Linked DNA regions of Homo sapiens: all the other regions are linked to region 3. A link is an interaction called in ENCODE POLR2A ChIA-PET data of the cell type or tissue named here. Cell type or tissue: GM12878. All regions are shown on one strand. Each heading gives the region's core, and the rest is flanking DNA. Links, peaks and the distances in the headings are about the cores only.

Region 1 (8,485 bases), core at 382-8,381, 150 kb after region 3:
CCTCCCAAGTAGCTGGGACTACAGGCACATGACACCACACTCCGCTAATTTTTTTTTTATTTTATTTTTAGTGAAGACAGGGTCTCACTGTGTTACCCAGGCGGGTCTCAAACTGAGCTCAAGCAGTCCTTCTGCCTTGGCCTCCCAAAGTGCTGAGTTTACAGGCATGAGCCACTCACTGGCTTATACCATATTTTCTTTCTCTATTGATAAGTTGATGGACATTTAGGTTGTTTCCGTAGCTTCACTCTCAAACTGAGCTCAAGCAGTCCTCCCGCCTTGGCCTCCCAAAGTGCTGAGTTTACAGGCATGAGCCACTCGCTGGCTTATACCATATTTTCTTTCTCTATTGATAAGTTGATGGACATTTAGGTTGTTTCCGTAGCTTCACTCTTGTCAATAATGCTGCAATGAACATGGGAGTTCAGATACCTATCTGAGGTCCTGATTTCAATTCTTCTGGATACTTAGACGTGGGATTGCTCGCTCATATGGTATTTCTATTTTTAATTCTTTGAAAAACCTCCACACTGTTTTCCATAGCAGCTGCACCGTTTTTATTCCTAACAGCGTACAAGGGCTCCAACTTCTTCACATCCTCAGGAGCATTTATCTTGTTTGGGTTTGGGTGTGTGTGTGTGTGTGTGTGTGTGTGTTTGTGTTTTGATAATAGCCATTCTGATGGGTGCGAGGTGACATTTCACTGTGACTCTGATTTGCATTTCCCTGATGATTAGTGATTTTGAACACCTTTCTATATAGCTGTTGACCATTTGTATGTCTTCTTTGGAGAAATGTCTTTTTAGCTCCTTTGCTCATTTTTTAATGTAATCTTAATTTTTTATTTAAATTATGTAGTGGGTTCCTACTCAACTAAATACAATTAAAGTTAGTTTGTGTGTGTGTTTGTGTGTGTGTGTGTATTGGCACTGGTTGAGGGAAATACCAGGCTCTGTGTAATCTTTATTTTTCAGCATGATATCTCCCTACTAAAGTAATTAATTGTATTATTATATCATATAATAATAATGTGGTATTATTGTATATACTAAATAAATATACTAAATATATACTAAATATTGTATTTAGTTGGAGTAAGAACTTTCATGCTCTTTTCATACTTGGCCACATAATGTTACCAAATTACCCAGTCAATCCTACTTCTAAGCATTGACTGAAAACATCTTCTATGCCTAGTATATTCTACCAACATCCTTCTCCATCTGCCATAATTCTACCCCAGCTTCAATTCCAATTCCCATGCCACATCTTCCATTAAACTTTCTACCCTCCCCCGGTCCCCAATCTGAGATGATCTTTCACTCCTTTGCATACAACAGCACTTGACATGGCACACATCCCATTTTAAATGTATCCTGTCTAATTTTGCAGTTGTCTGATGCATAAACTGTCAATATAAACTTCTTAAAGGAAAAAGACTGAGACTAATTCATCTTTATATTTACCATAGGACCTTATAAAACCTTGCATATATACATAAGCAACAAATTACTTGTTGACTGAATGAATGAATGAATGAGTGAATAAATGAATAAAAGTTGATCATTCTTCACTCAATGTGGTTGGAACTGCTGTAAAACATCAGTATTTTGTACTTACTTGCCTTTGTAGAAGAATTCATATGCAAAGGCGTATTTCTAATTCAATGCATTTTTGGTTATCTGTAAATAAAGTGCCTGCTTTGTCAATTATCCATGGCAACTTGAGACTTTCTTTGATGTAATGCTCAGCCAGATAAGATTAATGAGTGGACAAAATTGGAAGGAAGTCATGGTTGAGGATGAGCTTAGAAAAATTCAAACACCTAGCCATCACAAAAAAAAGATCAGAAAATCAGTTTGAATTAAGAATTTCTGCCACATGCAGAAATGAAAAAGGCTAAAAGGTTATAACTGCATAATTTTTCTGATAGCTGTTATTATGTATATACAAAAGCCTTCTCCTGTATCTGACCATATATATTTCTTTGATTATAGCTACATATTAAAGCCAAATGAGTTTTTATTATCTGTCCCTTTGTTTTGCCTTTTTACTTCAATGTATGCAGCTAACAAAAATTTAGCCTAATAACTGTAAGCACATTTGCTTAGAAATATCTCTAGTTTAATTTTGTCAGTCTTACAAATGCACCCAAAAAGACCTCAAAGCTGATATAAAATGAATATTTATGACATATGCAAATGTAGAGAAAATCATAACCTTCGGATATTCGTTCAATATATATTATCTATTTACTTATCCACAAGTCATCAAAATTGTAAGGTAGGATCTGGAAAGATAAATGGCACTGGGGAACTCATTTCCTTTATGCAGAAATACATGGTCCTCTGAGCTAACCAATGAGTATAGAGAGGGCAGTAAAGCGATGGTTAACAGGGAAGGGATTATCCTAAAAGATGCAATCCAGCTTTTGATTTCTCCTGATTTGGAGGATTTGGACAGTCTGAGCTGATCTTAAGATTGCTAGATATACTGACTGGGACTCCTAGGGGCTACACACATCAATAGAGGGAATGGGGGAATCTTAATGTGTTTCAAGAGCCCATGGAGACCTCTCAGATAGTCTTCAAAGAGGCTCCGGCCCACTATGAGACTGAACCACTAGGCTAGATGATAATAGAATCTCAGTGGGAATCCTCAGTCCCAAGCAGAATTTAAAGTCCTAGTATCAATGGCATCGAACCATCTCCAGAGGGGATGAGACACCCAAGAGAAGCAATTCCAATAGAATCTTCCCAATCCATTGCAGAATTCAATGTCTGTGAATTCAAATAAGACTTGGCCTCCTCTGCTTTCATTATTGACCAAGCAAGGTGATCATTATCTTCTTCTCCACTGTTTTCCATCAGTGTGATGTCTGGTGGTGAAAAAAAAAAAAATGTGGCTGATTACTTGCGACTCTTGGATCAGCTCCAGGAATAGAGTTAGGAAAGCCAGGGACATTGCCATGTCATTGTCTTTGTTGTTGATCATTCCCTACAGCTCTGTGCAGATGGTCTGAGGTTTTGACCAAGTCAGTGGTGACAAATTAGGGCATGAAATTAAACTCAGGAAGTCATGCTATGTAGCAGCTTTTTTGAGTTGAAAATATTCCTTTGAGAAAACAAAACACTTTTAAAAAATCACATATGTATGAAGAACTGTCACTCGTCTGCACATGTAAAAAAGAGTACATATTCAGAATGACAAAACTTATGATTACAAAAATGGTATTATCTGTTGGTAAAATATTTTTATTCTTATGTCATGATTGTATTTTGAACTTGAGTTTTCAAGGTATTTTAAATCTCAGGCTGAATGATGGCTTAGGATATTTATCTTCGTTTCTGTTAAGGAAACCTTAGAAATCTGGCTTATAATGCCTTTTTGTTTACAGTCCAAAATTGCTTGCTGTCTCCATGTCAATAAGAGTAGCTGCAAACAGCTGTTAGTCTGAATGATATTAACTACTGTCCATCTTGTTCTCTATTTATGAAGTATGTTACTTCTCCTTTCCACTGCAGATCAGTTTGCTTGACTTCCTCTGCTGCTCAGATAGGGTATAAAATTGTTACACCTCAATTCAGTTCCTCAAATGCAAATTAAAGAGTTCATGGTATATAAAAGGATCACAATTTCTCACTTTCACTGTAAGTGAATTTTCCCGAAACATAAACAAAACACTGGTCATTGGTAACAACTTCTGAGAATTGCCATATGATCTGACTAAGCTGGCTTTTTTTGGTCTGTGCTCTGTAAATGTTTAAATAGAAGCTTAATGAAAGCCAGTCCATTATGGTCTAGTGCTTTGCCATCTTTAGCCTGACTTCTTAACATTCTCATAACTTAAATTACTCTGAATATCAATACAAATCCACAAAAAGATCCTGCCCCCATAAAATTATTAAACATGAATTTATTCAGCTCATAATTCCAGAACTTGTGTAAATGAAACAGTTAACAAACAGCAGAGACTGTATCTGTGTGGTATAGGCTTTAAGAGCAATGACAGCTCAAAAAATAGGAGAGAGCATTGTAGGGAAGGAAAAACTAGGGGCTGTTTAATTAGGGATGTGAGTCTGAAATTTAGATGAGTCTTAATTTAGATGAGGCATTATTAAAAGAGGGAAGGTGTCAAAGGTATGAAGAACATACTTGAGGAAATTCTCAAAGACAGACTTTAATATAGAGAATGCAATACACTCAGGAAATAATCATCTGACCATTAATTTTAATAAATACTACTTTTAGTAGACTGTTATGCAGTAAAATGGGACAATAGTGGTCATAGACTGTTAATAAGGATTAAATTAAGTGATCAATTAAGTGACAATAATTAATTAATAATCATATGAAATAATTGATTATTAATAATTATTGTCACTTAATTGATCACTTACTTTAATTCTTCCTAATAGTCTATCACCACTATTCTCCCATTTTACTGATGATGAACTTGAAACACAGAGATTAAGTAATTTAACACGTATAGATGGGCGGAACTACAAATATAATGCTGATTGTATTTTCAATAGCCACACCAGTGTTTCCCAACATTTTTTACAACACGCAGAACATGATAACATTTGTGAGTCAACCAGGGTGAATGGACAACACACCCAAGACCTCAAAACTGCCCTCTAAGCTAACAGGAATCAAGATCTTGGCACAGCAATAACTTATTTGTGGCAAAACCCACAGCTTATTAGCTGTTAAACTCTGTACGATGCCACTGTGGTTGTATGTCAGAGATTCGTGGAAAATATGCCTGAATAGGTAAGGTAAACTCAAATTGTACAAGCTCATATGAAAAGAAGGTGAAGCAATTTGGGTTTATATGATTGGTGATAGAGTTCTTGAAGAGTGGCAGTATATTAAGAGGATCTAAATAACTGCATATCTTAAGAATGATTTCCTGATGGAAGGAACACAGTCTTAAAGATACTTTGTGTATCTGTTGACAATTCAAAACCACTAGAGAAATTGCTGTGGGGATGAAAAGGAAGAAGATATGAAAGACACTGAGATGTCTGATTTTCTTTGCATATAGCAAAAACCAAGAAACTGTGCAGGAATGAAATGACTATTGAGTGAAAGAGTTTAATAATTTCCAGCGTTGCATAACACTATGGCCCTCACAAAGATTTTTTTTTTTTTTTTAGTGATGAGTTTAAAAAAAAACTTATGAAGAAAAAAATATGATTCTACCAGTGCCAGGAAACCTTGGCAAAGGATGGGGGCAGGGAGCACTAAAGACCATTTTAAGATATGTAAGACCCAAAAAAGACCCCTACTTTTCTTAAAACTCAAACATTAAAGCAAGAGATGTGAAGCACACACACACACACACACACACACCAAAATCTAAAATTTAATTTGCTGCATAGCGTTATGTGGTCTGCTATTCACAGATAGCTAGAAATAATGTAAAAGTAAGAGTTTATTCAGTCATAAATGGTAAAAGTCTCAACATATGCTGACTGGATTGCAAGCAGACTGGTAAAATACTAAAATGCCAGTAAAATCTGTGAATTCAGCTTGTATGTAGCTGTCACTAGGTGACAGATACCAATGTGGATCACCAATAATTTTATAGAATCATTCAGTTCCCAAGCCCCAACTTCCCATCAGGTAAAAATGTACCAAAATTACGAATATTTTGCCATGCAATTTTATTACATTATTGAAATCAATTTCTCTACACAATTATTCGGCTGGAAAGGCATATTTATGTTTTCATTGCTGTTTCCATTTATAATTCAGCGATTGTGATTTGTGTGAAGTATATCAATTTAGGAATTATTTAATTCTTTCTTTAATGGCACGATCACATTATTTTTTATTTCTAGTAGATATTTGAAGTTGATATTTAGCTTTTAAATTTATTTAGAACAATCTCAACATGATTTGAAAAGACTCTTGAGGTCCAACTTGAGCCAGATAATTTGGAAAAATTTCAAAATGCTAAAAATATATAAAAATAAATCATGTGAAATGGGAATGAAAAATGAACCAAGTTTTTGATTTTCCCTATGGGAAATAACCTTAATTTTATGAGAAAATGATGTTGTTAGTGGTGCTTCAGGTAGTAGTTTTAGCAGAAATTTTTAAAAAGGACTTTATGAGACATAAGAAGCTGGACGATAGTAAACTGGTCAGGTCACTTTGAACTCAGTAACCAGCAAGGTCTCTGTTTAAAGCAGTTTATGAATAAATTACTTTTTCAATGTCAATGAAAAAATCAGAGCTGCAAAATCTTTTTGGTGCCTGTAGAGCATTTGACACAATCTTTTTTTAGTGATGAATTTATCTGATAGCATTACCTGCAGTTTTTTTTTTTTTTTTCAAATAAGACATTTTGTTCATGGAAGCAACAGGAATTAATGCCAGGCCAAGTGGGGTTTTCGTTTTTATTGTGTGTTTCTCTGTGTACTTTTACTTCAGTTTTATTGTTAATTGCAGAGGTTAGAGTGATTTATTTTGTAAAATTTGTTTTTATTATTGTCAATAATATTCATACATTGTCTTTAACTCAGAATCACGTGTGTGCTTTAAGACAGAGATCTATGACCATTTTCTGAAAGGGTCAGATTGTAAATATTGAATTGAATCATTTACCAGATAGTAAATGTTTTAGTTTCTGCAGCCAGATGGTCTCTGCAGCAACTACTCAACTCTGCTGTTACTCTGCAAACACAGCTCTAAACAATAGATAAACCAGTGGGTGAGACTGTGTTCCCATAAGACTTTATTGATTAAAAATATTCAGTGAACAGAATTGGGTGTTAGTTTACTGACCCCCGGTTGAAGAGATTTTCTTTTTGTGGAGGCAGGAGATGGATGTCCAAGGAGTTAAGAAATATCAAACTCTTATTGTCTATAATTTATTAGATTTTAGTGGCTCCAAAAATAAATATTACAACTTAATTAGGTGTTAGAGAAGCCTCTATTTACTTTTCCTGGCTGCTTTTGTAATAAGTCATATTTTGTTGACTGAATTCAATTCTATTCAATTTACATCTACTGAGCATCTATGCTATGACACTAAACTGGCAACAAGCATGACACAAAGTGTAACAAGTCCAGTTTCTGAGGCCTAGGTTTGGAGAGAAGCTATTTCAGGTTTTTATATTAAAAATAGGCACTCAGATAATTTTTAATTTTCCCTTAACATATTGGCCTTTCATATGTGGTGCTATACCCAATGTGGCTGCTTCCTAAGTCAGTTCAGGGGGAAGGGGACATTAATACGGACCTTCCCTGTGTTCTCATCCCAGCACTTCCACCCCGGGACTTTAGATGGCAGTGTTCCTTTTTGCTCACTTTATTTTTACTTAAGAAATTCGTTCAAAATCCTGGTGTAGTCTGCCATACTGTTTTACTTTGAGGTCTCTGGCAATGTTGGGTTTCAGTTCCTGTATCTTTCTGCACTATCTGAGTGAGCAGCCATTTCATTTCCCCTGGGGAGAGAGCAGATATATCTGTATCTATATATACTTTATACACTTTAAAGGAAAGAACAGTAGCAGTGATTCATACATTCTTCCAGCCTGCCATTGTGACTCAGCTCAAAAAAAGCAATTATGTAGATTTTTTTAAAAAGTTTAAATGTTACATTGCACATTTATGTTGCATTTTGTAAAATTTTGTTTTAGATTCAGGAGCTTCCTGTGAAGGTTTGTTACATGGGTGTATTGCATGCTGCTGAGGTTTGGGCTTCTAAAGTTCCCATCACCTAAGTAGTGAACAAAGGACTTCATAGGTAGTTTTTCAAACTTTACTTCCCACCACCCTCCCCCGCTTCAACAATCTCCAGTGTTTATTTCCATCTTTGTGTCCCTCTGTACATAATATTTAGCTCCTACTTATAAGTGAGAATATGCAGTATTTGTTTTTCTGCTTCTGTGTTAATTCACTTAGGATAAGGGCCTCCAGCTGTATCCATGTTGCTGCAAGAGACATGATTTCATTCTTTTTATGGCTGCATAGTATTCCATGGCGTAAATGTGCCACATTTTCTTTATGCAGTCCACCACTGATGGGCATCTGGATTGGTTCTATGTCTTTGCCATGGTGAATAGTGCTGCAGTAAACATATGAGTGTATATATTTAACAGATTTAAAGCAACATTTCTAATGAAATTTATTAGCCATGTCTAACTGCTGGTTACATCATTCAGATTATTAAAGGGCTGAGATTTGAATTCACCAGCTAAAGTTATGGGAGACTTGTCTCATCCAAAGAGAAAAATAAATTGCTTTTTAAAATCTGAATATGAGATAAAATGATTTCAGACCATAAATCTGTGAAACTAGAATTCATAGTAGTTCAGAAACAAATTCAACTCAATTCATTGGTAGATGTATTTATTAGCATTTTTAAACAATAGGATTTTCTGTACTCAAATTTTATGTAACCAGTGATTTTTGTGATTTTTTTTAGACAATGATGATTATTGACAGTTTAGACCATTTGTTGTAACCA
Region 2 (8,485 bases), core at 382-8,381, 77 kb after region 3:
TCTGAAAGTAAGTCGGATAACTATTATACTCTGCCTTTACCAGATCCCTTGTTCAAATTATAAATCTCTACTAAAGCAAAATTTTGGCAGCTATTCCCGTACTGTGAGTATTCTGCTTTTGAAGTAGACAGAGTGCTGATTCACTCAACTTAGTCCATCTCAGCCTTTGCACATCTTGCTAGTAATTACATTTTCCTGAAAATAAAAGGCAGATTTACAGAGAAATGGCTGTAGCCATCAAAAGAGATAAGACACAAGAGCCTTTGTAACAATAAATAGTGATAGTGTTGTTTTCATTCATCTCATCCATTTATAAGTCTAGGTATTAGATCTAAGAGAAGATACCCTCTGCATCCAACTGCTAAAGCAGGGAACTGGGCAAGGAGCTACATCCTTCATCAACTATCCAGTCAAATGCAAGGGAAAGGGCTGAAGCAGCAAGCAAATGAACTCAGAAGAGGTGAAATCAATGAATTTCATGTTCTTTCCATTACCATTTGCTAGGTCAGCCTAGCTATCCTCATGGTCAAAGATTAATAAACAGAAATAAAAACAAATTCACCATTGCTAGGCACTACAGGAAGCTAAAAAGGAAATACTTGAAGATTCAGAAAAAAATAAAAGGAACACTTACAGTGATTTACTACCAAAATAAAAACATTTGTGTTTCTCGATAAGTATTGTATTCCCGGCTCCTAAAATCTTTGTATGACAGATGGTCAGCATTCAATAAATATACATTGAATTAGTGAATAATCTTTTAGAAAATGATTCCATATCCTCAGTGGGTGGCAAGAAGTCTTTGAATCCATAAAGCATGAATGTAAGGCTATAGAAAGAATAAACTGAGACCAAAAAATATATAGAGAGAGAAAGAGAGAAAAGAAAAGAAAGCAAGAAGGCAAGCAAGAAAGAAAAAAACAGAAACAAAAGAGAAAGAAATGAAAACAATGTACAAAGTAAGAAAATATGAAAAATGAAAGTGCAATTGAGGGATTAATAGATGCGTGTAAATAAAATTTTCCACATATATAAGAATTTTTCCATAGATAGATAGATAGATAGATAGATAGATAGACAGACAGATAGATAGATAGATAGATAGATCCTACTCTAGGTCTATAATTTGTCTTTTGATGTCATGTTATTTTTTAATAAACAGAAATATTTATTATATAAAAAAATCTCTCTCTCCCCCCATGGCCCCTTCTTCCTGGTTTCTAGTTTTTATGTCTGACTTAGAAAAACCCTTATCAAACTAAAATTATCTTTCTGATTTTCCCTAATTTTATATCATATTTTTAATTTTAATCTTTTTAACCTAACTGAAATTTTTTATTATGTCTGATGAGCAATTTGTGTTTAATAAATGATATTAAAGAAAGAAACTTTGGAAGAAGTCACTGATGGTGGCTTGTAATTACAGACTAAGTAATTTGGATCATGATTCCTTCCAAAGACATCTTAAAAGCTGAAAAATTATAAAAATAATCTCTTTGTAGGCTTTGGAGAATTAAGAAGATGGTGAGAAAATAGTGGGCAATGATCCATAAGAAGATAAACATCTCAGGCCGGGAGCGGTGGCTCACACCTGTAATGTCAGCACTTTGGGAGGCCGAGGTGGGCAGATGCTTGAGCTCAGAAGTTCAAGATCACCCTGGCTAACATGGTGAAACCCTGTCTCTACTAAAAATACAAAAATTAGCCAGGTATGGTGGCAGGTGCCTGTAATTCCATCTACTTGAGAGGCTTAGGTAGGAGAAGTGCTTGAACTGGGGAGGCAGAGGTTGTAGTGAGCCAAGATTGTGCCATTGCACTCCAGCCTGGGCAACAGAGTGAGACTCCATCTCAAAAAAAAAAAAAAAGATAAACATCTCAAACATCTCAAAAGAAGACCTTGGCATTTGGGGCTACTTTTCCCTAGAGGTATTTACCAATTTTGGAAGTAGGAGTCCAGGACCTGCCCTCTCAGAGTCCTGGAAAATACACCCTGCTTTCAATGTTTCTTCCAGCCTGAGCCCAAGGATTAAGTGTTAGCAGGAAGTAGTGGTGCTTCACGTCACCTGCAGATCATTTCAAATTTCAAATTATTTCAATACCTAGAATAGAATTAACAAGATTCCAAATTAATAGTGGTACTACTTGCTTGGCATGAGCAAGCCTAAATTCTCACTTTGCCTCAAATTATTTCTGAGAAGCACTCTTACTAATAAAAGGTCAAATGATAAAAGATAACTAGGAGTACAATGAGACAAGACAATAAAACCAGAGCCAAGTCAGCGTTCACTCAGAAAAAGAAAGACCAATGTACGTACTCCAGGTATAAAGTATTTAATGTAAGAATTCGAGGCTTATGTCAACCCTGGAAGATCTGCAGAAACGAAAATCTGAGAAGCTTCCACTGAAAATCACTCAGCTTGAAGCACCAGAGAAGTGCTTAATAAAAGCAGCTGTAATTCTCCAGAAGTTCTCAGAAGCTCCATGAACTTTCAGTCTGCAGAACTGAAATGGATGGATCTCAAGGACTCACCAGAAAGCCACTGTGAATCTCAGGTCGGCCCACACACCTAGCTACAAATGCCTCTGGAGAATAATGACTTCTTTGACTCCTCTACCTCCCAAATCACTCCCAGAGGTCTCTCACTTAGCAGTAGGTAGGAAAGGGAATTTTGAGAACTGTGGTCCTTGGCTCCTTTTCTTGGATTCTGCTATATTTGGTTTTGCCTTTTGGAGATACTACCCCAAGCCATATTTATGCTTTCAACTTACCTTATTTGTGATTAGCCTGCTCTAGTCTCACCACCCAGCTCTTTACTGATGCTGTGATTCAACAATAATTAACATGCTCTGCTGTTTATCTGTCATCAATACAGTTTCCATCCCACATGTATCTGGTAAGGTCTTGATCTTTCCTAAAGACCACCCCACTTGTTATATACTCTAACTTTTCCTTGCCCATTCTACCTCCATCTCCTCTTCTTCCTTCTTAGAATGAGTCATTCTTTTGTGCTAGTCTCTATCATGTATGTGCAACGATCCTATTGATTTATTATGAAATAGTATTTTTTCATTAATTGTTTATATATCTACTTCACCTATAAGACCATTCTTGAGGGCAGGTACTTACTATGTCTTTCTTACTCATTTTCTTTATTGGCACTTAGCTCTCTGCCTCACTGAGGTTAGGATCCCAGCAGTTCTCTTGAATGAAATTCACTAATTCATTGCCAGCTTGGCAGTGAAATTTGTGAAACTGGATGTTTGGACTATGCCCACAAAACTGCAGTAAACTTTCCCCAAAGAATGGTAGTCTACATCACAGAGAGTGCTATAACTGTATCATGATCAGTTGGTCATATGTTGATGTCAAATAAACAGCATATTTCAATCTCTAAGTGCCAATATTGTTTCTAATGAGAAATAGCTGGCAGATTGTGATAGGGACCATGTACACATTCATTCTAACACAGATCTTTCCAAATTTGCTTTTTCAAAAGCAGGACCGTAAAAATCATACTTTTTATTAAATTTAAGTTTGGCAGCCAGGCGCTGTGGCTCACACCTGTAATCCCAGCACTTTGGGAGGCCAAGGTGGGTGAATCACTTGAGCTCAGGAGTTCAAGACCAGCTTGGGCAACATGGTGAAACCCCATCTCTACTAAAATTACAAAAAATTAGCTGGGTGTGGTGGCACACACCTGTAATTCCAGTTACTCGGGAGGCTGAGGCAGGGGAATAGCTTGAACCCAGGAGATGGAGGTTGCAGTGAGCTGAGATCATGCCACTGTACTCCAACCTGGGTAATAGAGCAAGATCCCATCTCAAAAAAAAAAAAAGTTTGTATAATAATGGACATTATGCAGTGGTATAACCAGGTAAAATTCCCTAAAACTGACAGAGATCTCCCCTGGAATATTCCATTATTCCAGAGACTTCTCACATAATTCCAATCTTAACTGAAGATTATGGAAAATAAATGTGTTTATTTTGATGTCAATAAAAGGTTTTATGACTCACATGTTCAATCTGTAGAACACTATTTTCAACATCTTCTAATATATATGGTATTTTTGTTGTTGTCGAAGATATCACTGTAAGGGAAAAAAATCAAATGTAGTTAGTGATTTAAAAATGTGGTGCTTTTCACTTGTTGGTGGGTCATCTGGTTCTAGCCTTGCAGTTTCAGCCAAGAATGCAGCTTGAGTCATTTATGATAATGCCACGCTCCAGCACAACTTCTTTTTGCCACCTGCAGTTCAAGAACCTCACCTTTCCTCCTGAATCTAAAATAAAAGTTGAAAATATAAATTTTTTTTTAAAAAAAGAACTTCATGATGTGCCTTATCAGAATGTCTGCAAGCAGTCACACTGCTGGATTTTTTTAGAAAATATTTTGTACCCAACAAACTACTAGCTTTAAAAAAAATACTCTTGAACAAATTTTTTGCTGATAAAATTTCTCCCGTATTATTTTAGCCACCAAATATTAATTAAACAACAAAGCAGGGTATAGATAGAAGATTAAAATGGTCCCTTCTCTCAAAAAGATTAGAGTCCTCAGAGTCCACGCATAACACAAGAACATCAAAAATGCAAGGTTTTTTCAGTTTTAGTGTCATTTCTATTTACCTTTGTTAAGCTAGAATTCTAAATTGTTTTTAAATTACATTTTAAAATGGGAACATATAACTGTGGTTAGAAACAGGAAGTATAAAGCAGAACCTTGAAGTCTCCTGAAAATAGGCCAAAAAAAAAAAAATCTGAAAATTTCTTGTGACAAGACATCTTCTGTCTGATCCTACTGTTCCCTGAAAATAAACTGAACAATGAAGACCATGATAAATGTTCTATCCATTCATTGAGAGTAAACACAGCAGTCAACTCAAGAAGGATGAGCTATTGCTATTTAAAATGGTTGTTTTATATTTATGGAGATGCAAATGGTGTGTTTGAACATGTACTTCCTTAAAAAATTCTGGATAATAAGTGCATGAAATAATCCCTATTGCTGCAACATTTAAACAGCACTGACACTGGGAACTTTTGAGGGGGTTGGGTGTAACTAAAAAGTGGAAGAATTGCTTAGGAGCAATAAAATAAAATGCACTTTTTTACTGCTCAAATACTCCTTCAAAATCAGTTTCAGAATCACCTACAAGATGAAGCTCATGTAATGGAAAAAATATATATTATTATAAAGCCGTATGTTATCAAGGTCAAAACTTTATCAAACCACGTGATAGTATCAAATGACACGTTATGGTTTTCAGAAGACTCGTGAACAAATGGTTCAGATGCTCTGGTTAACCAAGTACTTTAAAACTAGACAGAAGCAATGATATTAATGACTTGGGCCTTCTATTGAGGCTTGTTCTCCATATTTAGAGTGATGATGTATATACAATGCTTAACAGTAATTAAAGAAGACATTTTCAACTTCCCACAGGAGAATTTTAGTGAGCACGTCTGCATGTGGCATGAACATTGATGGTTGCCTGAAGGGGCGTAGAAGTGTTACCCATTGTAACCCACTGGGTACAGTATCCTCCTCAGCATTCATCCAAAAACTCTAACCTCTGAGAGATTATCTTGGTATGCCCAATGGAGGAGTAAAACTAATGGCCTATAGTTATTAAAAAGTAATTTAATATGTTTTTAGACAAATGTATAATAAAATGGGAAGTATCTTTGAGAGTTTATTTATAACACTGATTTATTCTGTCTGAGACAGTAGATGGCAGTGGTCAGATTTCTACTTAGGGTTTCACTATTCTTTGTTATGAAAGAAAACAAAATTTCACAACAAAAGGGAAGACGATGAATAAAGGGGACTAGTTCACAGTTGACCTTAACAGGTTTTTATTTTCTTAAGTGCTATACACGCTCCATCAATATCTTCACACGAACACTGACTGTTATCACATATGTAAAAATTGTTGTAACAAAAGTAAATTACAGTGTTAGTGGAAGAACATCATCAGTCATCTTTAATGCCTAAAAATGCACATTGAAAAAAATCTTTTTTTAAGATGGAAAGACTAGACAGTTCCTCTAAGTCATCCTGCCATAAGAACATCTGAACTTGTAGGCCATAGCTAATGAAGTTCTCACCCAAAGCAAGATCCCATTTTTGGCAGCATTTTCGGCATCTCTCTTCAATCATATCCTTGAAAGAACCTTTTACGCAATTAAAAAACATTGTAATTTGCATTTGTATCATTATTTTAGTCTACATTACTAAATATTATGACATCAAGAGTGACATGGGAATTTTCCCATATACTAAAATTCAGAGACAGAATCAATTTGCCTTAATTCTGTGGACTGTTCTGAAATTGCTAGAATCAGAGCCATAGCATTGTGTCCAGTAACCAACATTAAGATAGACCCAGCGGAATTACAACCTTTGTGTGCCTTAGACACTTTTACCTTGGTAGACCCCTCCTCCAAAAAAATATTAAAATTGTATTTTGTGACTATTTTAGCATATAGCTAAATATAATCTAATCTGGGTTCATTATGATATGTTCATTTTTATTATATTAATTTTTCTAATTTTAAAATTAAAATCAATATGCTTTCTTGGGCCTTTGAAAATATCATAGGCCCTAAGCCCTATGTATACTGTGCCCACTAAATATATTGACCCTGCTGATAGAATGTCTTTATTGTAGCCTATGGTTATTAAAAAGTAATTTAATATGTTTATAGACAAATTTATAATAAAATGGGGAGTATCTTTGAGAGTTTATTTATAATGCTGATTTATTCTGTCCTAAGCCCTATATATAATGTGTCCACTAGATAAATTGACCCTACAGATACAATGTCTTTATTCTAGCATGTTAGGAACTTAAAACATGATTTTTAGATTCAAATCCCCTCCTTACAGAATCTGGCTTGTTCCTAAGTAAGTCTGAGGGCAGCTGAGTTCTCTGTAGGTGGGGCACTGACTGGCTAGGGTGTTGGGGAAATCTCCTCCATTTCTTCAAAGAAAACATTTTAAGTTTCATCTCTTTTATATTTAAGCATTCTTTGTCATGTTTAATTTGGAAAAAGGGGCCTCTCTGCCTTAGAATTTTTTTTGAAAATCATTGATATGAACTGCATACATTATTTTAAAATAGTATCCAGTTACTGTATTTCAAAGTATCTTTTCATTAACTTGATCTTCTGTATACATCTGGGAATGTACTGAGCAATCTGTTCTCAGCAAAATCATTATATATGCTGTGAAAATTACATGTGGGAGTACATTTATTATTTTCTCAGGAAAAGGCAAATAGAGATGGTCTTACACATGTTCTTTGCTTTAAACTTCTTCCTGTTTGTTTCTTAAACATTTTGTCAGGCTTTTACAGCATTGAAAGTGCCTTTAGATTCCATTGCCTATGAAAAATAGGGTAGTGAGAGTACTCGGTTTATTTTTCAGTGTCCAACCTCCAGTTAGACAATGCAAATTCATGTATCACAGCTGATTGCATTTGTCAGCTGTTTGATGTTTTTGGCAGTTTTTTTTTTTTAGCTGCCCCATTTTTTCAAGTACATGAAAGCTTTGACATAACTGTGTTAATAGCTCAAAGTTCTGATAAACAATCTAGTAGTAAGAGGCTAATATTAAAGCCTAAAGATTTTTAGTTTCTATCAATTTTTATATACTTGATTCTCACTTCTGAATATGAGATCATAGATATTAGCATGAGCTTATAGATATTAGTCTATGTTGAAATCAGAAAGTTTCAGACATAGAAGAGATCTGGGGACACAGCATGTTGGAGAGAGCACCGCGCCAGGAGAGACGTGGCCTTAGCCCTGCCACCTATTGCTCACTCTTGGGTTAGTCATTTATCCTCCACAAGCTTCAGCTCCCTTGCCAGTAAAACCCATGATTGCAAAGATGAAAATAAGACAATTAGAGACAAGCAATGTTGCAGACGAGATGATCCAAAATCATTCAGAATATAAAAACATAGAAATGCTAGATAAAAATATAACAAATGTCCTTATTTATACTCAGCTGTGCTAGGAAAAAGAAAAGAAAAATCTCCAGCAGTGAGAAAGGAAGAGAGAAACATAAGCCAGAGAAATTGGCCTGAGAGCTGACAGTGTGGCTGCCCTGGGGGGTGGTCAGTTGTGATCATCTAGTGGCAAGGGTGTCAGTGCCCAGGCAGAAACAGAAGATAAAGCAATGGGCCTGAGTGGGATGTACACTTAAACAGCCCTAAATCTAAAAAAAAAAAAAAAGATGATTTAAAATACTATAGTCTCTGTGTAAGCATCCACTAGGAAAAAATATCCAACTATCCACACAGAGAGATAAAAAGAAGCTTGACTTTTTATTTTGGCCTGAATTCTGTGTATACAAGAAAAAACAAATTCTCTGAGTAATGTAATCACAGACTTATATTACACTCCAGTTAGAAGGTTAAATTTGTATTGTTTGCATGACCTGGGAATCCCCTAGTTAAGAAACATTTTTTTTTTT
Region 3 (8,485 bases), core at 357-8,356:
GTTCTGCTCAAGCATATGTGTCAATGGGCGGGGGGGCTGTGCCACCCTGCTGCTATATCTGTTTCCACCAGGGAGGGAACTAGATCTTTTTGTGATAGCAGGAAATGGGATGTGTGCAGCCACACTGCTCACATAGGCTTGAAAGGCGATCCCTGGCCCTGAGGGATGGATCACCTGGCAATGGGCCAGATCTAGTAACCTTTCTCTCTGTTCTTTCCATACATAAATGCTGTCTTACTTGAGCCTGGCAGGCACATTGTCTGTTCTCAGCAACTCAGAATTATGCAGTAAGCTCTTCCCTGTTGGCATGCAGCCTGATCACTTGAGGAACAGTGAATCAATACCAGCTATCCCCAGTATGACTGTAGTTTCAATGCAATACCTTTAATTATGCCAGCGAGCTTGTGGGATCTTTTTTTTTTTTTTTTTGGTAGAAATTAACAAGCTGATTCTAAAACATATATAAAAATACAAAGGACCTAGAATAGTTAAATGTAGCCTTTACCTCATTCTCTTGTCTAGTCAGATATTTGTTAGATGTTCTCACTCAGTCATCTGTGGGGGATTGAACAGAGTGGTGGGAAAAACTATAGGGAAAGGACGCAAATCTTCTGAAAGATCAGAAGGTTCTGTAGAGCCCCAGGGGGAGAATAGCTGAAGGTAGCTGTTCTATAACCCTGAGGCAGAGGGCAAGGAGTAAGTACAAGGGAATGTGGGGGAATGTATCCTTAACAGGCTTGTTTACTTATGTTGACCAGGAAATGACCTTTGACCATCCAGGCACATGACTTTCCCTGAAAGGGGAACAATAAATGTTAATTACCTACAGGTTGTGTGGGCTCCAGGTTTTTGGCATTGTACCTGCACTGAATAAAAGCAAGCAGCTCCAGCTTCTCGGGGCTGCTCTCTGGCCACTAGAGTCAGACAGTCACCTAGCTGCTCTTATACCGCATACCTGTGTCTGAGTACTCATTTCATCCGTTGGCCAGGGTCCACGGGACAGACCCAGCAGTTGTCCAGGTCTCTAAATGTCTTTGTTATATTTCTTTCTGTTTTCTGTATTCTTTGTAAATTCTTTCACTGTATAACTTTCAGCTAACTAATTCTCTTATCAGTGGCATCTAATTTATTGTTATGTGAGTTTTTAAATTTCAGTTGTTATATTGTTATGTTATTTTAGCTCTAGAAGTTCAATTTGGTCCTCTTGTTCCATTTTTCTAGGAATCTGCCTGATATTTTTTCCTTCTTGACTTATATATTCAATCCCGTCATTTATGTTATTAAACATTTTGAGCATATGGCTTGTCTCACACTACCAGATTTCAAAGGCTTTGCATGTCAAATTCAACTGTCAGCAAATTCACTGGGTCTTACATGATAGCTTGTTTTCTTGTGAATTTCGAGTTTTGACTGTGAGCTTATATATCTTGGAACGTACCTGTGGGAATTATTTTGAGACCTAAACGGGAGTTCCATCAGAGAAAATTTATATTTGTTTCTGCCAGTACCTCGGGTCACTACAGCTTGGGATCACTTTACAATAAATTCTCAGCTTGAGGTATTTTGTTCCAGTCAGCTAATGTAGATTCAGGCTGGCAATAGTTACAAATTCTCAAAGGAGAATATTTTTCCCCTCATCTAAGTGTCATGGTTTGTGAAAGACAATTTTCTTTGTAGTACGGTGAAAGGACATGAAACATTTCCTTTTTGTCATGACACTGACAGTGCAGCCCCTTAACGTTGCAGATTATACATTTCTCTCCTATTCGACGGTACCATTGGCAGACCCTGAACTTTGTTCCCTTTACCTCAGCAAAGTGTTGTACTAGAAACTGCTGATCAAGTTCACCCAGCTTTGAAAATGTGCTCAAGATCAAAGACAAGCTTCAGTGGTCAACTTACGTCTCCGGATTTGCGCTTTCATTTAGTTTTTAGCCTCTGAGAAAGGAGCCTCAATCCCCAAAATTCCCTCACTGCTGATACACAATGATGAGGATGATGGCTCATGAGGTGAAGTGATTCCATCAGCTTATGGGTAGCACGATACAGATGTCAGTCACATTAGCCCATATTTCTAAGAAAACAAAGCCTCAGTCAAAATATTACATGCTGATATATTATCAGAATGTGTTTCCAAAAAAATCATGAAAAAGAAAATGGAGGCATGGGAAAAGGGAGAGCAAAAAACCAGAGTGTGCGAACAGGATACTGCAGGAATACAAAATGGTACAGCCATCATGGAAGTCAGTTTGGCTGTTTGTTACAAAACTAAATATAACTGTTATCACACCATCCAGAAATCCATTCGTTGGTATTTACCAGCATGAGCTGAAAACTTATTTCCACAAAAAAAAACCCTGCACATAAATGTTTGTGTCAGCTTTATGCATAATTGTCAAAACTTAGAAGCCACCAAATGTCCCCGCTGGGTGAATGGATAGATAAGCTGTGGTACCTACAGACAATGGAATATTATTCAGCGCCAAAAAGAATGAGCTCTCAAGCCATAAAAAGACATAGAGGAAACTTAAATGCACGTGACTGAATAAAAAAGACAATCTGAAAAGGCTATGTACTGTTTGAGTTCAACTACACCTATTCTAGAAAACGCAAAACTAGATAAAAGTGAAAAGAGCCATGGTGTCCAGGGATTAAGAGGAAGGGAAGAAAGAATAGGCAGAGCACAGAGAATTTTTAGGGCAGTGAAACTGCTGTGTATTATACTGTAAAGATGGATCTATGTCATTATACATTTGTCCAAACCCATAGAATGAACAACACCAAGAATAAACTCTAATGTAAAATATAGACTTTGGGTGATGTGTCAGTGTACGTTCACTGATGTAACAAATGTACCACTCTGGTGGGGGGTGTTGATAATGGGGGAGGCTATGCACTTGTGGCAGTAAGAGGAATATGGGAAATCTGTGTGCTTTCCCTTCAATTTTACCATGAACCTAAAACGGCTCTAAAAAATAAAGTCTCTTTTTTTTTTTAAACTATAAGACTATGCATTACTAAACTGACCAGCTTCAAAACAACCCAGCTTCTGTAAGGTGAAAAGAAATTCCTAAACTCCTCGGAGGAAAGCAACAGTGCCATCCATGCAGGATGCTCACTTGCTTTTACATTGCTAGCTCCTGGGAGTTATCTCATGGCATGTTGTTGGATGAGCAATTGGAGAATGTAAATTTTGATTAGATGTTTTATTGTTTGAGGGTAAAAGGTGAGGAGATAAGAGGGATCCATATTGAGCTATTTGAGAACTGCTTCTCAGGACTCAGTATACTTACCTGCTAGCTGGAGTGTGTCCCTGGCGCTCCTCCAGCATGATGACCTCATTCAGAGCTCTTCCCTTGTGTATTTGTATCAGCGGGGTCGAGTATGTTACCTACTACACGTGCCTTAAAAAACAAGCATGGTGGCTGGGCATGGTGGCTCATGCCTGTAATCCCAGCACTTTGGGAGGCTGAGGCCGGTGGATCACAAGGTCAGGAGTTCAAGATCAGCATGGACAAGATGATGAAACCCTGTCTCTACTAAAAATACAAAAAAAAATAGCCAGGTGTGGTGGTGGGCACCTGTAATCCCAGCTACTCGGGGGGCTGAAGCAGAGAATGGCTTGAACCCAAAAAACAGAGGTTGCCATGAGCTGAGATCGTGCCACTGCACTACAGCCTGGGTGACAGAGTGAAACTCTGTCTCAAAAAAAAAAAAAAAGAAAGAAAGAAAAAGAAAAAACGAGCATGCAACACTTCTTGGCACTCTCTTATGAAAAGTTTCACTTCTGGCGTGAGATTGCTAAGCTGTTTAAAATAAGTAAGCTACAGTTTGGTGTTGGTTTTGTTTTCCCTTTTGCTTTTGGTCCCTTGGGAGCACAGAGCCTAATTTTTAGGCCTATTTAGTAGGGAAAAATGTATATGGACTTAAGGTCTATTTTTCATAATTTCTATATTATATTTCTCTCTTTTATATCTTTAGTCAATATATTTTCTGGCTCTATTTTATTTTCAATTTTACTGTATTTAAAATATTTTTACAGCTTGACTCAATCCTGTGAAATGAGGCACATACATTAAAGGATATAAACACACATATGTAAAAGGATAATTATTTGTTTTACAAGGAAAAGGTGTAACATTTTCTTGTAAAATCTGACTTCACTCTCTTCTAATTTATAATGTAAGCAATGCACGATTAAGAAAAAAGTGCTCTGTAAATATTCCTTATTTGACAGGTATTATTCTGGACACTTATATTTATTTGACACTTACACACTATTTACCAACAAATTAAGTATGTTTTTCCATTTTATAGACAAGTCACTGAAGATCAGAGGGCTTAAGTAACTGCAAATTCCGATTGACTCAAAAATACAGACTTATTCTAATACATGGTGCTGACTCAGATACCTAGACAAGGACATGAGGAGATACTTACTATATAAGAGGTCCATTGCAATCTGATGAATAACTTTCTATTTTTCCATGCCTTTCATGGGATGTGTGGACTTCTAATACAACTCTGCACCTAAAATATGGAAATAAATATGAAAAACCTAACCCTGAGGCTTTCCCCTAAAAAAAAATTGGTTCGAAAATGCAGATAAAATGCCGTGAAAATTCAACCAGTGGGTCCTTGGAAACCTTGTCTTGGCGAAATAAATGCACACAGTAATAAATTGATCACTGTCCCTGTGAGTAAGTTGAATGCAGTCACTTTGAAAACTGCTCCAGCACCTGCTAATGGAATAGAAACTGATTTGAAAATAACAGTCCATTTCCAAATTTAGATTAATATTTTATGGAACAACTACATTTGAAGTACTTCTCACTTCTCACTAAAACCGAGGTGATTTATTGCAAACACCTAACCAGTGCTGGAGCTGTAGCCAAACTGTGTTGTCATACAATTGAGAGTATAAGTTGTGATACAAAATGTCTATTTCAGTGCCAATTTCTGGGTATTTATTTTTTAAAATCTAAGAAAGATTACTAATTTCAGCAAATTATTTAGCTCTACATAGCAAAAGATGGTGTATCTCCTAGCTAACACGGTGAAACCCCATCTCTACTAAAAACTCAAAAAAATTGGCCAGGCATGGTGGCGGGCGCCTGTAGTCCCAGCTACTCTGGAGGCTGAGGCAGGAGAATGGCGTGAACCTGGGAAGCGGAGCTTGCAGTGAGCCCAGATCGCGCCACTGCCCTCCAGCCTGGGCGACAGAGCAAGACTCTGTCTCAAAAAAAAAAAAAAAAAAAGATGGTGTATCATCTTTCCATTGCTTGTTAATTTAATTGAATTTGCTTAAACAGAGAAGCGAATTAGGTGTGGGTAATTAGTGTCCACTTTATACATTAACTTTACCATAATCAGGTACGGTGGTAAAACGCTCAACGTTACATTTCTCTCATAGAGCATCTTATTGGGTTGCCCCTGTTCGTTGGGTTTAATCTGAAAACAATCTTTAGATGCTTGGAAATTCTGCCTCATACCACTCTTCTCATCTGCTTATCTGTAATGAGTATATGAGAGCTGGGAATGAGTAAAAGCAGTGGAACTGTCCTGGCAGTTTTAGTGCCACATCAGATAATTTTATAATCTTTTTTTTGACCCTCTAGTGAATGCCCAGTGTTAGTCAACATTCCAGACTTTACTGTTGTTTCCTTCCAGATTCAAGGTTGTTCTTCACCTCTGTCCTCTTCCCCCAGTAGCTCTTCTAAAATTGGAATCAAGGATATTGTTTAAAGCAAATGCTTTAATTTTTCATAATTAAGAGCAGATAAGCTTTGCAGAAACAAGTGCTTAAAGCTGTACTTAAATAGCAATAGTTCGACTATTGAAATGTCAATTTTTTAGTTTCAACCATTCAAAGAATTCAATTCCAGAGATAATATGAAGAAATTATTCCCAACTTTAAAATGGTATCTTGTCTCATCTACATATTCTTTAATTAAAAACCAGTCCATATTTGGCCCCTAACAAAATCAATTGGGTGATAGTTTAAAATACAGATTTGTAGGTGCTATCTTAGATCTCCCATCTTAGATTCAGAATCTTTGGTATTCCAGTACTGGGCGTACCCATAATTCCAACACACTGGGAGGTCCGGGTGGGAGGATCATTCCAGCCTAGGAGTTCGAGACTAACCTGGACAACATAATGAGACCCTGTCTCTACAAAAAATAAAAAAATTTAGGCAGGCATGGTGGTGTGCACCTGTGGTCCAAGCTACTCAGGAGGCTGAGGCAAGAGGATGGCTTGAGCCCAAGAAGCTGAGGGTGCAGTAAGCCGTGATCATGCTACTGAATTCTAGCCTGGGTGATGGAAGGATACCCTGTCTCAAGAAAAAAGAAAAGGAAAGGAAAGGAGAAAAGAAGAGTGAAAGAAAGAGAAAAGAAAGAAAAGGAAGGAAGGAAGGAAGGAAGGAAGGAAGGAAGGGAGGAAGGAAGGAGGTAGCGAGGGAGGGAGAGAGGGAGGGAGGGAGGGAGAGAGGGAGGGAGGGAAAGGGAGGGAGAGAAAGGGAAAGAAGAGTTAATCCCTTTTAGTACTAGCCAATAATTGACTGCCATATTTGTTTGACATCATTCAGTCTGAGGAAGAGGAATTAGAAGAAAGTGAGCACAATCGATGAACACAGATCAACTGGTGGATGTGGTAGAAGATCATGGAGTATTTCCCTAAGCCAGTGGTCCCCATGATTTTTGGTTATGCACCATCATAAAAAAAATTGCAGACACACCCCCCAATGTGCCTATATTTTAAAAGATCATTTAAAAATGCATATGCTACTGTACTACTTTATTCTACACATTGTAAGGCATACACAAAAATAAAAACTTCAGATGATGAGACTAAACAAATTAGTAGAGGTTGCACAACTTTGTGAAGGAAATTAAAATAACAAATTGTATGTTTTATATAAATATACATATTATCATAATGGAAAACATTAAAATGTGTTAGAAATAATTAGAAATAATATTGCCTCAGTTCACAATGGCTAGTGAACCCTGTGACTTCGCTGGAGATATCAGAGAAGCTTGAAGAAGAGAGAACAGAGATAACATAAAAAAGACAACACACTCCTTATCCTCTCTATTTCAAGCCAGATATCCTGTGAGACAGAATTCCACAGGGAATTGTCTGTGACACGGGAAGGAAAACAATATATAGTACCAGCTTTGTGATCTTGGGCAAACACGCAGTTGCTTAAACACGCTGATATTAGGTTTCCAAATTTTTTTTTTTTTTTTGAGACAGAGTCTCACTCTGTCACCCAGGCTACAATGCAGTGGCACAATCTCTGCTCACTGCAACCTCCATCTCCTGGGCTCAAGCAATTCTCCTGCCTCAGCTTCCTGAGTAGCTGGGATTACAGGCATGTGCCACCACGCCCGGCTAATTTGTATTTTTGGTAGAGATGGGGTTTCATCATGTTGGCCAGAGTTGTCTTGAACTCCTGACCTCAAGTAATCCACCCACCTCGGCCTCCCAAAGTGCTGGGATTACAGGCTTGAGCCACCACACCCGGCCTGTACACATACAGGTACTAACACATCAATAACACTCGTAATCAATTAAACCATAAAAGCACAAGTAAAAAACATAATTGGGGTAACAGAACAGTGTTCCAAATTTAGCCCCCTAATTTTACATATAAGAAAATTGATAGTGATTTTAAATTATTTACCCAAGGTTGCATAACTAGTAGAAAAGAATTCAGTTTAGAACCCAGTTTTCTGACCCCAAAAGCTATGTATTTTTACATTTCACTGTGTGCTACAAAGACTAAGTAGACAAAAGAGCCACATAGACAATAAGGAGACTATAGAGAAGGTATCACAGAAGGACAACATGCAACCTGAAGAGTGTAAGTGGAAGAAAGGAGAGGTCCATATTGACAGATGTTATTCTTAAAAATGGCAAGGGCTCTTCTTTGCAGCAGATGACATAAAAATGTCCTTTCCTGTGGTTGCCACTATGTATCTTTTGTGAACTATGAGCTCTAGAGTTTCTTCATTCTACTATTCACCTACTCAGTAAAAACAACTCAAACGCATTACCTTAACATGAAATTATGTTGGAATATAGTTCTCCATGAATCTTTTACATTCCTGCAGATCTTGCTAACATAAGTGCTGTTTGTGTTCCATACTATCTTTGTAAGAATGTTTATATAGTGAAGATCCTTCGAAGGGAGACATAGTATACAGTAAAGGGCAGGCATACTTACTGGCCAGTATAATTAACTTGGTTCCCTAAACTCAAGGTTTCTCCCCAGTTACACAACCCACTGAATGTATAGACATCACCTGGCCCTGTACCCTATTGCTCAGTGGTGATTGGGCCATGAAGAACCAGCACAATGTGACACTCTGGGTACTGCTATTGCTATAAGTAATAAACTGACCTTATCTCTGACCCATGATTCTTGTGTCCTCTGCCCACATCATGAAACTGTGGCAGACTAACTTGATAGCTTGCA

The links. ChIA-PET counts read pairs that join two places held together with the same protein. Peaks named below come from ENCODE experiments on the same cell type or tissue, not always from the same donor. Only the 100,000 strongest peaks of a DNase experiment are listed, where the experiment ranks them.
Region 1: POLR2A ChIA-PET joins it to region 3 with 8 read pairs; 1 of 35 experiments calls an interaction of 5 or more read pairs at or near these places.
Region 2: POLR2A ChIA-PET joins it to region 3 with 5 read pairs; 4 of 35 experiments call an interaction of 5 or more read pairs at or near these places.

Annotation. Positions count from the first base shown.
Region 1 is chr4:163,586,931-163,595,415 of GRCh38, reverse strand. All of the region lies in intron 7 of MARCHF1 (membrane associated ring-CH-type finger 1), which reads left to right. Among named protein-coding and RNA genes, the nearest start is that of TMA16, 96 kb to the right of the region's middle. In GM12878, for the core only: a CTCF peak has its summit at 7,282; DNase peaks (open chromatin) are centred at 3,645 and 7,415; H3K27ac peaks cover 2,791 bases.
Region 2 is chr4:163,662,982-163,671,466 of GRCh38, reverse strand. The region is part of intron 5 of MARCHF1 (membrane associated ring-CH-type finger 1); the gene reads left to right. It overlaps LOC107986325 (a long non-coding RNA gene), which reads right to left and starts at 4,092. Exons shown (of 3, transcript XR_001741915.3): 1 at 4,018-4,092. RefSeq lists an enhancer at 7,169-7,248 and a silencer at 7,859-7,908. In GM12878, for the core only: a CTCF peak has its summit at 5,717 (motif pointing right); a DNase peak (open chromatin) is centred at 7,426; H3K4me3 peaks cover 366 bases; H3K27ac peaks cover 3,890 bases.
Region 3 is chr4:163,740,351-163,748,835 of GRCh38, reverse strand. The region is part of intron 4 of MARCHF1 (membrane associated ring-CH-type finger 1); the gene reads left to right. Among named protein-coding and RNA genes, the nearest start is that of TMA16, 250 kb to the right of the region's middle. In GM12878, for the core only: no CTCF peak of the experiment used is centred there; a DNase peak (open chromatin) is centred at 3,815; H3K4me3 peaks cover 464 bases; H3K27ac peaks cover 1,550 bases.